2 separate regions of the Homo sapiens genome follow, and region 1 is linked to region 2. Evidence: chromatin contacts called from ENCODE Hi-C data. All regions are on one chromosome and are shown on one strand. Each heading gives the region's core, a stretch centred on a gene start or an enhancer-like site at or near the end of the contact. The rest is flanking DNA. Distances are from core to core; before and after follow the strand shown.

Region 1 (7,176 bases), core at 1,734-4,233, 100 kb before region 2:
TGAACTGTGCATGTGAGCAATCTAGGTTGTGTGCTCCTTGTAAGAATCTAATGCCTGATGATCTGTCACTGTCTCCCATCACCCCCAGATGGGACCATCTAGTTGCAGGAAAACAAGCTCAGGGATCCTATCAAGTCTACATTATGGTAAGTTGTATAATTATTTCATTATATATAAAACAATGTAATTATAATAGAAATAAAGTGCACAATAAATTTAATGTACTTAAATAGTCTCCAAACCATCCATCCCACCCCACAGGTCCGTGGAAAAATTGTCTTCCACGAAACTAGTCCCTGGTGCCAAAAAAGTTGGGGACCACTGTTCTAGAGGACAACCATTTTTCTTTACTCATTTTTCTCCTATCAGCTTTTCAAAACACTGTGTTATATATATATTATATGTATAATATATATACACATTATATATATTACACACATGTATATATGTAAAATATCTGTTTTTGTAAAATCAAACTAATAATCAAACAGTGCAGATATATATAATGAGGCAAAGGTCCTCTCTCATTAACATCTCTTCCTCTGCCCACAGAGACACATAACTCACCTTCATCCTCACATCTCAGAATTAATGACTGAGTGTTTTTTTATTTCAATAGCATGAACATACTACATAAACATACATAACCTATAATTGCATAGCAATTTCCAACTCTGTGAGAACTATCAGTCCTGTGCTCACCCAACAATTTTTTAACTTTAAAAACTATTGTTTCTTTGTTCACTCAGCTTTCTTCATGACTCCAGATCTACTCAATACTTCCATAGTTGATTCAAAAATTATATTATTTAATCGTATTTTGTCTTTTTAAAAATTGGTTTCACCATGTTTTTAATGTAAAGTGATAAAACTGCATAGATAACTATATAATGTGGGAAGTTAGAGATTGAGGCGTAATTGTATACCAGCTTACTGATGAAAAAACTGAGGCAGAGAGAGATTTAATGACCTCTCTGAAATCATGTAACTTCAGTTAGGGAAGTGGCCGAAATAAAAATCCAGGCTTTGAGACTTCTGATCTAATGATTCCACTTCATCATGTCATAAGCTCTTTCAGAATCTTCTAACATTTGTACACCACCTTATTCCTTCTGGGTACTCAATAAATGACTGGGCTTGTTGTTCTAGTACTCACAATAATTCAAAAAAAAAAAAAAAAACAGAGGAAAACATGTCTTACCACATGATAAATTGATGTCAGAATAAGTTTACTGTAGTAATTTTTTCAGTGTGAAGGTTGTTACCTGTGAATGAAAAACAGTGTAACAACAGCAAAATAAATTCTGTCTCAGTTTTTGTTTTTTTTCTTTTTATGTGAAAGGTTAACACTTCAACTGACACTACAAATGTTTATTAATTTGGCTTTAACTCACAGAATTTGAATTGGGTAGAAAACCTTTGAATATTACTTTTCCCATGAATGTTTTCCCCATACTTGGTGTTGCCAAAGAGATTACCTTGGCACTGTTTAACTAAACGTTTATTGATTAATTCATTCAAGCATCAAAGCTAATGAATACTTACAGATAGCAGTTGCCACAAACAAATTTTAGGAAGAATATCTTATTGCTAGGTATAGTAACTAGAAAATTATAAGAATTTTAAATCATGGCTCCACATGTTGAAAGATCAAAAAGGAAGGCTGTTAAATCAGAAAGAACAGACTTCAGAATGATGCAGGTTGTTTGTTTCCCCAGGGAAAATGTTCTTTCCAGGGCCAAGAGCATTTTCTTATTTTTTCTATATTCCTTCCATCCATCCATCCATCCATCCGTCCATCCATCCATCCATCCACCCACCCACCCACTCACCCACCCAAGCATGCATGCATGCACCCTACACACCTGTGTCAAATACGAAGCTGGATCCTCAGGACACAGTGGTTTCTGCTCTCTCTGAGTTTCAGTTCTAAATTTAAAGGCAAACTCAGAAGTTTCTAAATGTGTGAGCTCTTTTCCCTTCTATCAAATCAATTGCATTTTCCCACACTTCCAACATTCATTTTGTTGTCCACCTGTTCATGGGAAGCAAAGGCACCTTTGCAGACAGATTTCAGTCTGGCTTTCTTTCATCCAATTGCAATGGGCCTCTGATCTTTTCATGGCTGGCTGCTTGCCATGCATGTCTCAACTTAACGAGCACCTCCTTGGAGGGGCCTCTTTTAACCATCTCATCTGAAGTAGTCATTCACCAGCTGCCATCACATCAACCTGTTTTATTTTCATTGTAGCATTTGTCCTTGATATTTTTTCATTTGCTTATTTAATTGGTCCCCCTTTCTGCCACGAAAGCTCTATGAGGGCAGACAGGTGCCTCATCTGCTTCTTTGCCTCCGAATTCTGAAATGATTTGAAACGCAGTTGGCATTCATTAAATATTTGTTGACTTAATGAATGGATTCTTAATTGGCTACTACTGCTTAAAGGTCTACAAATACTGATTCATCCTTGTTGACAAGTTTTTACTTCTCACACGTATGCATATTAATCAGAATTTAAAACTAAGTCTTAAAAATAAAACAGCTTGGAAACGTGGGAAACATCTGGCAGAGAAATCATTCTTGCATTCGCAGTGACGGAAGGAAAATTTTTTCTCTGAAGTAAGCAGGTTGTTGGCCTCTTTATCGGTATCATTGGAAAATGCTTGCCTATTTTTGTTGGTTTTCTCAGGAACTGGGAACATCTGGCGTTTGGAACATAGAACGTTGTTCATTTTTAAAGCAGAGTCATAATAACTTTATGAGTTGAGGGTAAGAGAGAAAATGACCAAAGAAAATGAAGGCAGTCTGGAGAAAGAAGAGGCTCGTGTCCCTTTTAAGGAACAGGTTTCCTTGGCTCTTTGAGAGTGGTTCTTAAAGGAAGCTTCCTACGAAGTCCGCAGTTGGTATCCTTACTAAATGAGCCAACTAAATAGTGGAGGGGAAAAAAAGAGTGCGTGCCTGGCTCCTCCTAGTTCAGGCTCATACCGCCTCCTGAAAGTTGTGGCTACAGGACAGGCTTTGGCTGCTTTCTAGAACGTCGCTCGGATCCCTTTAAAGGTGGGGATCTTGACGGAGAGTGCGGGGGATGAAGGCGGGAGCTGAGGGCTGGAGAGTCTCTGTTGACATAGTAACTCTTCAGCTCCGTCTCCCTTGCTCTCCGCTCTTACGCTTCGCTACCACCAGCGGCCCCGCCTGTGCCCTCTCTGCCCGGGCGCCCCAGACGCATCCTCGCGGGGTCTCCTCGGCCTGACCTGCTCAGGTCAAGATCCTCTTTGCACCCCCTTAAGTGGTGACTTTTCCCCGGGCCAGTGGGCGAGCCACTTGCGGCGGGCGTCTGCACCCCCTGCTTCACCGTCGTCCCCTGGGCACCGGTCTGCCCAGGTCCAGTTCGGCCGCTGACGCGAACCCTCCGCACCGGGTCCCCGCTGGAACTGCCCACTCGGCTCCCCCGGGAGCGGGGCCCAGGCCAGTCGGGCGTTCCCGCCATGAGCCAGAGCCCGGCGTTCGGGCCCCGGAGGGGCAGTTCTCCCCGGGGCGCTGCCGGAGCCGCTGCGCGGCGCAACGAGAGCCAGGACTATCTGCTCATGGACTCGGAGCTGGGAGAAGACGGCTGCCCGCAAGCCCCGCTGCCTTGCTACGGCTACTACCCCTGCTTGTGAGTGCCGGCGACGCGGGGCGGATCGGGCGCGGGCTGCGCGGAGGGAGGTTGTGCGCTCGCAGGAGTGGCCGAGTCCGTCCGCGCGCGTCCTGAACCCGCGTGTGTACCTCCTAGGACGGTGCTGGGAGGTCCGCGAGAGCCAGGGCTGGGACCTGAGTGAGTGGAGGGGCGCGCGGGGAGTGGGGGAGGCGGGGTTGTCTAGGTTTGCTCCTCGTAGGTACGCATGGATATGTTTGCCCACGAGAGTGAGACCGCATAGTAACACCACCATTGCAGGTGATTAGATGGGTGGTCGATTTCTCCAGACCCCTTCATCCTGCGCTCTACAAGAGACAGGATCGCTACGTAACAGGCGGGATCTGAACAGGGGGCTGATTCAGATGTGCGCCCGGGTGACTCTTAGCCTATGTGGGGGAGAGATGACTAGAACTCCAAGGGTTGGAGCTGCCTGGGTGCTGGGTGCGCCCGGCGGTCTCCACGCTTGGCTTAGCGTTTCGGGCTGAGCGCTGAGGTCCTTGGACCGTGGGACAGCCAAAGTTAGACCAGGACCTCTCCCCGGTCCTGGGGCCTTGGAGTGAAGACAGAAATAGAACCAATAGGACTCTCCACCGGCGGCGCGAACCTTTTCACCCGGGGCGTCTGGGGAGACGAGCCTGTTAGGGGCTGGGAGACTCACGGGCTATAGAAGTGAGGGCGTCGGGTCGTTTGTATTGGGCTGTGGGTAACTGCAAGCTTTTGTTTATGAATCTAGGGTATTTTTTTTTTTAGCTGGGTGGGTGGCGGGAGGGGAGGTAGGGAGTAAGCAGAGTGGACTCCAGAAGAAAAGACTCCGCTTCCCCGACACCGCTGTGACCACATGTGCAGCGGGCAGATAGCATTTCTGTCCCATTGCCCCTTTGGGTGATTGGGTAGTCAAGTTTCCTGACTTGTCACATCCACCCGCAAGCGGTTTCCCGAGGTTCTCAGCTCTATAAACAGCTTTAGTTGGAGGGAGGATTCCACCCCATAGGCGCCTGGCAGACCCTCCTGATAGATGGGTGCTGTGTCAGGGCTGCCCAGCCTCAAGCCCTGCTGCGGTGCCCTTTCGAAGTAAGAGGTGAGCCGCAGTAAAGGGAGCATCTAACTTTTCTCAAAGATAAAGGAGAATAGTTAGAACTGGTTTCATTCATCTGTGTGCTGTGCAAGTTAAGAGCATTTACAATTATGTATATGTTTTTCTTTTTAAAAGTTCAAGACATAATTCCCATACCACGTAATTCCCCCATTTAACTTGTACAATGCACTATTTTTAATATATCCATAAAGTTGTACAGCCACCACTAATATCTAATTCCAGGACAATTTCATCATCCCTCAAAGAAATCTTACACTTGATGTGTTAAATTAGAAGATATTTTTATGTCTCATAGTACAGACTTTTCCAACTTTAATGGCTAGCATGCAAATCATGTGGAAATCTTGTTAGAATGCAGATTTTGAGAAGGCAGGTCTTAGGTACAGCCCAAGATTCTCCATTTCTGACATCCCTCAGATGATGACAAGGTTGCTAGTCCGTGGACCACCCTCTGAATAGCAAGGTGATATATGACAAGAAAAAACAAGAATAGAAAGAAAAATAAATAAATCTTGGATATTCTGAAATGCTGCTATTTTAAAATGTACTTTGAAGGTGTAAGTTTAAGACATAGATGGAATTTTTATTGGTTAAACTTGAGATCTCCGATGTCTGAGGGTTATAGGTTTGGCAACATTACCTCCTGGCTAAACTAGGTGACTAAAAATTTATACGGCTTTTTAAAAATTAGACTGTTCCATGAACAAAACCTTTTTTCATTCTGTAATCCATATAATCACTTGTCGCTGTGTCTGTCAAAAAATGATTTGATTAAAAACCTTGTGGTTATATATCAGTAGTGAGAGAGACTAAATAAAGTAATAATTCCAAGTTGTCCTGAAAACTCTTCCCAGTGCTTTCTTCAAATGTGGCTTACTGCCTAATTTGTCTAATTATTGTTATTACATTTTTTAGCTACAAGTTCTCACTATGTTACCCAGGCTGTCCTCAACATGCAGTATTTAGTGAATATTCCCTTAGTTCAAGAATCCTGGACTATTCTTAATAAATAGAACTGAGCAGCAGAGTGATGAACAGAAATATTTTAATGTGCTTCAATTCATAACATCCACCCTCTGCGTGATGTCAGAGGTACTATAATACATGTAAGAGTGAGCCATGCTCTAGAATTTGGGTTTGGTTTTATATGAATCTATTATTTCCAAAAGGTTCTATAGTTACATTTCATCCACTGTTTTCTCTGACAAGATTTTAAGTTTTTCTAGTTGAATAATCAACTAACAGAAAAATTTTAACCAAGAAACAAAAGTACTTCACACCTATGATGTATGAGAAAGAGCTAAAGAAAATTACTCCCTCTGGTAGAGTAGAAATCAACTCTTCCATATGCTTTTGACTTGTGATTTATACAATTTCATAGTGGGAGGTGTATCATTTCTGAAAGTGGCAATCACTAGTACATTTTAGATATGAATATTGCCATTTCTCAAATCATTGAGATTTTCCCTTATAAGATCCCAAGTCTTTGTAAGTTGTCATTTCTGTGGAATAAATTCTATGACTCTTGCCAAAAATTTCTGTTTCATAGTTTTCTTATTTAGAAAAATTTTTTACATATATTTATGGGGCTTCAGTAGTAATGGGGCTTCAGTAGTAATGGGGCTTCAGTTTTTATTTATATTTATGGGGCTTCAGTTTTCAGTAGTAAAACTGAAAATTATGGTAAATTATCTTATTTGTGAGCAATTATGTGCAATAAGGCCTTAATAGTTAAATAAGGCCTTAATAGTTAAAATAGTAATAAATTGAAATGGTGTTCAGAAGAAAATGGCTCAGATTTTCTCTTTATTCAACTTTCAATAGCAAATCAATTAATATTCTCTATTGTGATCAATTTGTAATGGTGATTAGCAAGAAAGGCCCATGTCCTGCCAAGGTCCCAGGAGGCATTTCAGATTTCCTTTATTTAGAACTTTAAAGGTATGTTTACAGTTCATCACTGCTGAACTTGGGGAAGAATCCCAGACATTTAAAAAAGTTAAGCATTTCTAAAATCTCAGGATCTGAAAACACAGTCCAACTAAACTTTCTGCTTGGGAAGGAGTAATTGATTGATTATGAATAATGAAACAGTAAACTGTAAACTAAAGCACTGGCAATTCAGCTGACTGAGACAATCTGAAAAATTTATGGTTACAGACACCTGGCAGTACTGGATAAAAGATTTTAAATGATTTTAAAACATCTCCCAATTTTGTGAAAAATAAAAGGGTAATCTACCATGTGCTAAGAACAAAGACATTAAAAGCGAGTATAGATTGTGAAGTGATGATGTGGTTGCCCTGTGAGTTATGCGTCCCAGTGACGAAGAAGCCTGGAATCTGATGTCCATATGAGACAGAAAGAAGGTAAACTCTTGGTGCCAGATGAGGCAGAGAGCTG
Region 2 (6,511 bases), core at 3,510-6,009:
ATCGTGTACTATAAAAGGCACACTAGCTTTTTTTGTCCCCCGTATTTCATATAAAGAATCTGGTTTTCACATAATTTAGGAAATGTGCTCATTGTCACTCAGCTAATGAGGGAATGAAACTGGAACCTGAACCTAAAATGTTGGACTTTAAATCCAGTGTCCTTCCAGGAGATTGTTTCAATACACTGTAGGAACTGTCCTGCTGCCCTGTCCTCAGCTGGGAGTTCTCTTCTTGGTACTCATGACTTTTACTGCATTTACAAGATCACCAAAATAACAACATCCACTCAGGCCTGAATTGCATGCCTGTCAATGAAGTATATGTGAGGACACCCACCAAGGTTCTATACCTGGCAAAGTAGACTCAGTTTCATATTTTCATTGCCACTTCCTCAATACCTCAGACCCACTAAATTAGTTTTCTTTATATGAATAATGCTGATATTATTATGCTCTATATTTTGTCAACGATATTATATATTTTAAGAATTTAAATATCCTTTATTAGAAAAATACATGTATTTAGTTATTAATCAAGAACATCAGCACATGTAGGTGAGGAACGTGAACAAAATTTTGTAACAGCATAAAGATATTACTCTATCACGAATTACATAAATATAAACAATTATCTCAGGAGATCATTGGAATGTGCAGATGTTTATTCTTGCATGTATGTATGTGTGTTTTGCAAAGTGTACAAAACAAAGTTAAGATTTTATTTTGGTGTGTGTTGTGGCAGATGGGGAAGATAATGCGTGGACCATTCATGAAGTTTGTAGCACACGCAGCCTCCTTCACCATTTTTCTGGGACTGCTAGTCATGAATGCAGCTGACAGATTTGAAGGCACAAAACTCCTTCCTAATGAAACCAGCACAGATAATGCAAAACAGCTGTTCAGGATGAAAACATCCTGCTTCTCATGGATGGAGATGCTCATTATATCCTGGGTAATAGGTAAAGACTGATTTTCTGTCATGTTTTCTGTTTGCAGTCTTAGCAGTTGGACTGAATGACACTGATTCTTTCACACATCAGTTATACAAATGTATGCAGCATGATACAGTGCACCACACATCATAATTTTCTTTGTGTTCCTAAAGTACAGTTGCCTTGGGTTCATTATCAGTGCCATAGTCTTCTCGCATGCTGTGCGCCTTTTGCATTTCCAAGGAAAACCCAGGAAGAAAACCAACAGGGTAGTATCAATCACATCCCACCAGTGACAAAAAGCTATTATACTATTCATATTTTGAGAGCGAGCTATGATTTCAAGCTTAAACACAACCACAATTTTACATTGAGATTTGATAGGAATTGAAGCTAACAGCCACTTGCATTTATTGAGCATTTATTTTGTGCCAAGAATTATTCCAAGCACTTTATATACATCAAATCACATCATTTCTTTGCACCTCAGTTTTCTAGTCTATAATGTATAATCACATCTATTTTATAGGATTTATCTAAGGATCAAGTAACTTTCTTTAGGCCTCTTGGGTGGTAAGTGGAAGAGAAGGAATATGATCTTAGTTGCTATACTATTTGTCTTTAGAATCAATCATACATGTAGCTTGCCATTAAATATAATGCAAACAATAAAGATACTTCAATTAGATATTTATGAATAAATAAATCCAGTGGCTGTTAAGTGCCTTTGTTAAGTAACGAGGATACTAAAGTGAATGAGACAGTCCCTGTGTTCAAGGAAGTTAAGTCTGGGAGGCAGGTCAGTAAGTAAATCAATAATTAAAATTCAATGTGACAAATGCTATAATTGAGTTATTGGGATATTATGAACATACACAGATTGGGCATCTAAATCTGAGGTGGGATGTGAAATGGAAGGGGCAAGAAGCCCTTCCTGGGCAGTATCTTCAATGTGGTACTTTGAGGATAAAAGAATGTTAAACAGACCTGTTTGGGAGACAAGGATGGCATGGGAACATTAGAGATGTGGAACTATGGCAATACCTCGCACACTCGAAATATGATGAGTTAGGCAGAGAAGGAGCCAAGGTGCATTTATGGATGCGAGTGATGGGAGATAAGGGTGGAGAAATGGCTAGAAGATGCTTTTCAGCAATTGGTGATTTGATCTGATCATGTTTTAGAAAGGTCACAGTGGTTGTGAGATAGACGGTGGCTTTAAAGAGTCCAGAGGCTGAGACTCAATGGAAGTGCTCCCTGCGAGGAGGATGAGGCCTGGCACTCAGGAGATAGGGGAAAGGACTCGAGAGCACCCTAATAGGTAAACCCCAAACAACTTGGTGATTATTGCACATCAGAAGGGAGAGCTGTGGATTCTGCCTTGGATCAGCAGGTAGTGACTACAGTCTCTAAGAGGGAGAATACAGAAGGGAGATCATGCCTGGGACTGGAGGAATGAAAAGCTGATTAAAGTTTAGGTTATGACTGACTTTGAAGTGCCCATGGAATTTCAAGGTGGAAATGTCCATTCGGTAATAGAAAGTATGATCCCTGGGAGTATTTGGGTTTTGAATAAAGTTCCAGCCATCCTCAATTCCAGATGGTACTTAAGGCCCTGACTATGCATAAAATTATGTAGGGTTAACATATGCAAGATGTAAAGAAAATTAGGCTCAGGGATTTTCATATAAATCCTTTAATAATCCACAGGCTTCTCCATTCCCTCCCCCCAACATCCCACCTCCCTCTCTAGGGACCTGGAGAAGCACTGACAGTCAGTTTTGTATCACTTCTAAGGCAGGACATGTCTTCTTGGCTTCATGCTGGAGCTTGATGAGATGATCAGTCAAAATATTAAGACGCATTTTTCAAATTACCATAGGAATATTTTAAATTTAATTCAGTAGCATTTGAGTTATTCAAAACTTTCAAATCACTTCATTTCCTGAATATGTTTTAGGGAAAAATATGGATAGTGGCATAAAATGTGAATTGTATCACCAAAGTAATGATAAATCTTGGATACAGAAGATGGCTTTGATTTTATTCTATTTCTTTTCTAATTTAATTGATGAGACTAGAAAAAGAAATTATATTTCACTTCCAATATCTGATTTAAAATAAGAATAAACAATCACTTGTGCATGGCCTTTATCTTGTTAAACTAAAAGCCCATGTCTCATAGTTTATTTTTTATGTCTTAGTATATGTAAGGTAAATAATACAGTACTTGGCACAACGGACATGTTCAAGAAATTTCAGATAATTACAATTATTATTCAACTTTTCACTGAGCATTTATATGTCACTTTTACAAGAAGTGCTATTTTCCTATTAGGCAAAACATGACTGTTTTAGGACAAGATGAAACTTTGAAAAATTAAATTTTCTATAAGGGGTAAAGAATTTTAAAAATTAAATTTTATATAAAGGGGCATGAAGAGAATGATTTATGGTAAAGAATAAAATGAACATATTATATTTTATATATAAAATATGTATAAACTTGAGAGCACCCTAACAGGTAAACCCCAACCCACTTGGTGATTACTGCACATCAGAAGGGAGGAGCTGTGGGTTCTGCCTTGGACCGGTAGGTAGTGACTGCAGTCTCTAAGAGGGAGAATATAGAAGGAATATCACGCCTGGAACTGGAGGAATGAAAAGCTTTGAAAACAACTAGACTGCATGAGTTCAGTGAGTTATATTTTATATAACATGTTCATTTTATTCTTGACCATAAATTATTCTCCTCATACTAGTCTTAGTTTCATTGATTTTTTATTTTATTTATTTTGAGACGGAGTTTCACACTTGCTGCCCAGGCTGGAGTGCAATGGCGCGATCTCAGCTCACCGCAACCTCCACCTCCCGGGTTCAAGCAATTTTCCTGCCTCAGCCTCCCGAGTAGCTGGGATTACAGGCATGAGCTATCACGCCTGGCTAATTTTGTACTTTTAATAGAGATGGGGTTTCTCCATGTTGGTCCAGCTGGTCTCAAACTTCCAACCTCAGGTGATCTGCCCACCTCGGCCTCCCAAAGTGCTGGGATTACAGGCGTGAGCCACCGTGCCCAGCCGTCTCAGTTTTATTTTAAACTTTATATATATTTTTTCCTTTTTCACTTAGCAACCTAACAAACACAGGAATATTAAATGAGGCTCTAATCAAAAGCATTTTCCTTGTAACTTTTGTCCCACCAGCCTTTGTATTTGACTTCAGAGACTAGCTAACACTGTTTATTTAAAGGGAAAATAATGAACAACTCAGGATAGCTGATGCTTTTGTAGCCTATGTTAGATTCCTGGTTCAGTTTCTGACATTGGTATTTATTTTCTTCTTTGAAGTTATTCTTGAAAGAAAGTTGTACTTTCTGGAAATGTTAATAAGAAGTGGCCTACTTAGATGAGATGTTGGGTGTGTTATCTGGGCTTGAGGGAGAGGATGACACTATTAGTCACAAAACAAATTTATCTCATTTTTAGTTGACAAAAAGTTGAAAGGTTAAATGACAAAACTGATGTGTTAGGAGATGTTGACAAGGCAGAACAGTGAGCTCAAATCAATGAGAGGACATGTAGGACATGTAGCAGGAACACAGGGAGGAGGACGTGCTTGAAGACACTAGTGAAAAGGGCCTTAGGAGCACTTGTCACTTAACGGCCAGTCTGAGCTGCTGAGAAAGCAGATGCAGTCCTGGGCTGACTCTTCAACAGAAGGAGAGGACGGCAGTCCAGGCAGTAATTACCCAATGGCGAGACCACATCTGCAGGCCCTGGGTGCCACGTGCAGCCAATTGGCAAACTAAGGAGCGTTTCAAGCACAGCAGTTAGTTAGGAGAGTGAGTGGTTCTCAGAACAGCACTTGAGGGGGCTGGGGAAGCTTACCCTGGAGGGTGAGGCATGGTGTAAGACCCAGTGGAATCTGAGGCTTGTTTATTCAGAGGGCCCCATTTAGTGAAAAAGAAGACAAAGTGACGACTTAGCAGGAGCCTGGGCAAGTAAAGGCATCTTGAAGCTTCAGTTTCATGGTTAACCTGCCTCTGCTAGAGAAAAACAGATTTAATGAGCACGCAGGTGGGTTTTTTGGTTGTTTTTTGTAAAAAGAAATTTGAAGGCAGAGGGAGCTGACTCATTTGCTACCTGTCTAGAGGGCAAAAATAGAACCACTGCATCCACGTTGAAGGAATATTCTGAAAATTCAACAGTGGAATGAGCAGCCTTCAGAATTAGTTAAGCACCTTATCGCAAGATCTATACGAGCAGAGGCTTGATCCCTGTGAAGTCTCCTGCCTGGGGCAAGCTTGGACTTGATGCGGGATTTCAAACTCTCCTTGGCAGCTCTCAGGGGTCCTCAGGACAAATGAGACACGAACTTTTCCTTCAAGCAGAATAGCTCACTTGTTTTAGTTTTTAAGCTTCAGGAAGACATCATTTGTGCCAAGAATTCTATTTATTTCTTAAAGAGAGAAAGAGAAAAGAAAATGGAAAAGTGGGAGGAAGCTTTGAAAACAACTAGACTGCATGAGTTCAAATGTCCCTTTAGTCCCCATGCTTGTTACTCTGAACCATCCGCATCTCCTCGTGAGGCTGACAGGAGCCCGGGGACCACAGTAGGGGGAAAAAAACTGCCGTATTTCCTGTTACAAATTTGATCCCCCAGATTATATATGAATTCAATCCTAGTCCCCTCTTAACTTGAAACAACTCAAAATAAGTAATGAAGTCTTCTCTTAAATCCATGTCCTCTATGCTGCACTTAATGCTGGCTTTAAGAAAAGGCACATGACGTGCTCTTGGAAATTAGAGACGGGGCATTTCCTTAATCCCCACAGGGCTCTGCAGCTATTCACATAGCAGGTTTTGTGACTGACATTTAGGACAAATGTGAGAATTTGAGGCAGGTGGTTGCTGAGGGTAAGAGGAGAAGATTATTTTCAACTCGAGGCTGTGAAGGACTTCTTGATGGAGGCAAGTTTTGATCAGTTGTTGGTTTGGGTTGTATTTCTCCAGATGGCTCCAGCAGGAGGCAGGATGTCAGAGTAGAGTATCTTAATAGGGATAAAGCAACTTCTTTTTAATTAAAAAAGTGGGATTCTTCAAATTAAGAAAAAAATACATGTGCCAATCATGGAAAATTTTAAATAGTAAGCACTCAATAAATGTTAGTCATACTTTTTTCCAAGTGCCAGACACTGAGCTGTGTATTTCACATGAACTATTTTATTTAAGCCTCATAACAATCCAATGAAGTAGGAATGAACCAATATCATTCCCATTTTACAAACTGAGTTTTAGATAGTTTAAATACCTTATCAAAGACTTCATAGCTGACAAATGGAAGAAGAAATTCTCGAATCCATGGTAGCCTGATCTCAAATCCAGTGTTCCTAAATACTACGTTAAAATTTTGAAGAAATATGCAGTACTATTAATAATTCTACCAGAAAAAGACAACTACTATTAATAAGTTCCTGTCATCCCATCTAGGCTGTCACTGTGCTGGTTTTAAACATAAACCACACATCATAACATTTTAAACATTTTTACTTAGCATTACAATATAAAGATTTTTCCAGT

Evidence for each region. Hi-C counts contacts between places; a loop is a spot of excess contacts on that map. Pooled maps may share reads with other maps.
Region 1: a map of prostate gland shows a loop between it and region 2 (3-fold over the local background). The contact joins the promoter of TRPC6 here to the enhancer-like site in region 2. A Hi-C loop is called at or near these places in 4 of 168 maps with a recorded cell type or tissue (IMR-90, breast epithelium, esophagus muscularis mucosa and 1 more) and 2 of 50 pooled maps.

What each region holds. Positions count from the first base shown.
Region 1 is chr11:101,579,814-101,586,989 of GRCh38, reverse strand. It overlaps TRPC6 (transient receptor potential cation channel subfamily C member 6), which reads left to right and starts at 2,983. Exons shown (of 13, transcript NM_004621.6): 1 at 2,983-3,656. The coding sequence starts at 3,487.
Region 2 is chr11:101,477,397-101,483,907 of GRCh38, reverse strand. TRPC6 (transient receptor potential cation channel subfamily C member 6) reads left to right here. Exons shown (of 13, transcript NM_004621.6): 5 at 743-959. Among named protein-coding and RNA genes, the nearest start is that of MIR3920, 39 kb to the left of the region's middle. Within about 2 kb of position 4,759, at least 2 of the 41 ENCODE cell types and tissues checked have a DNase peak (open chromatin) inside an H3K27ac peak, as active enhancers do; they include breast epithelium, where a contact is called at or near this core.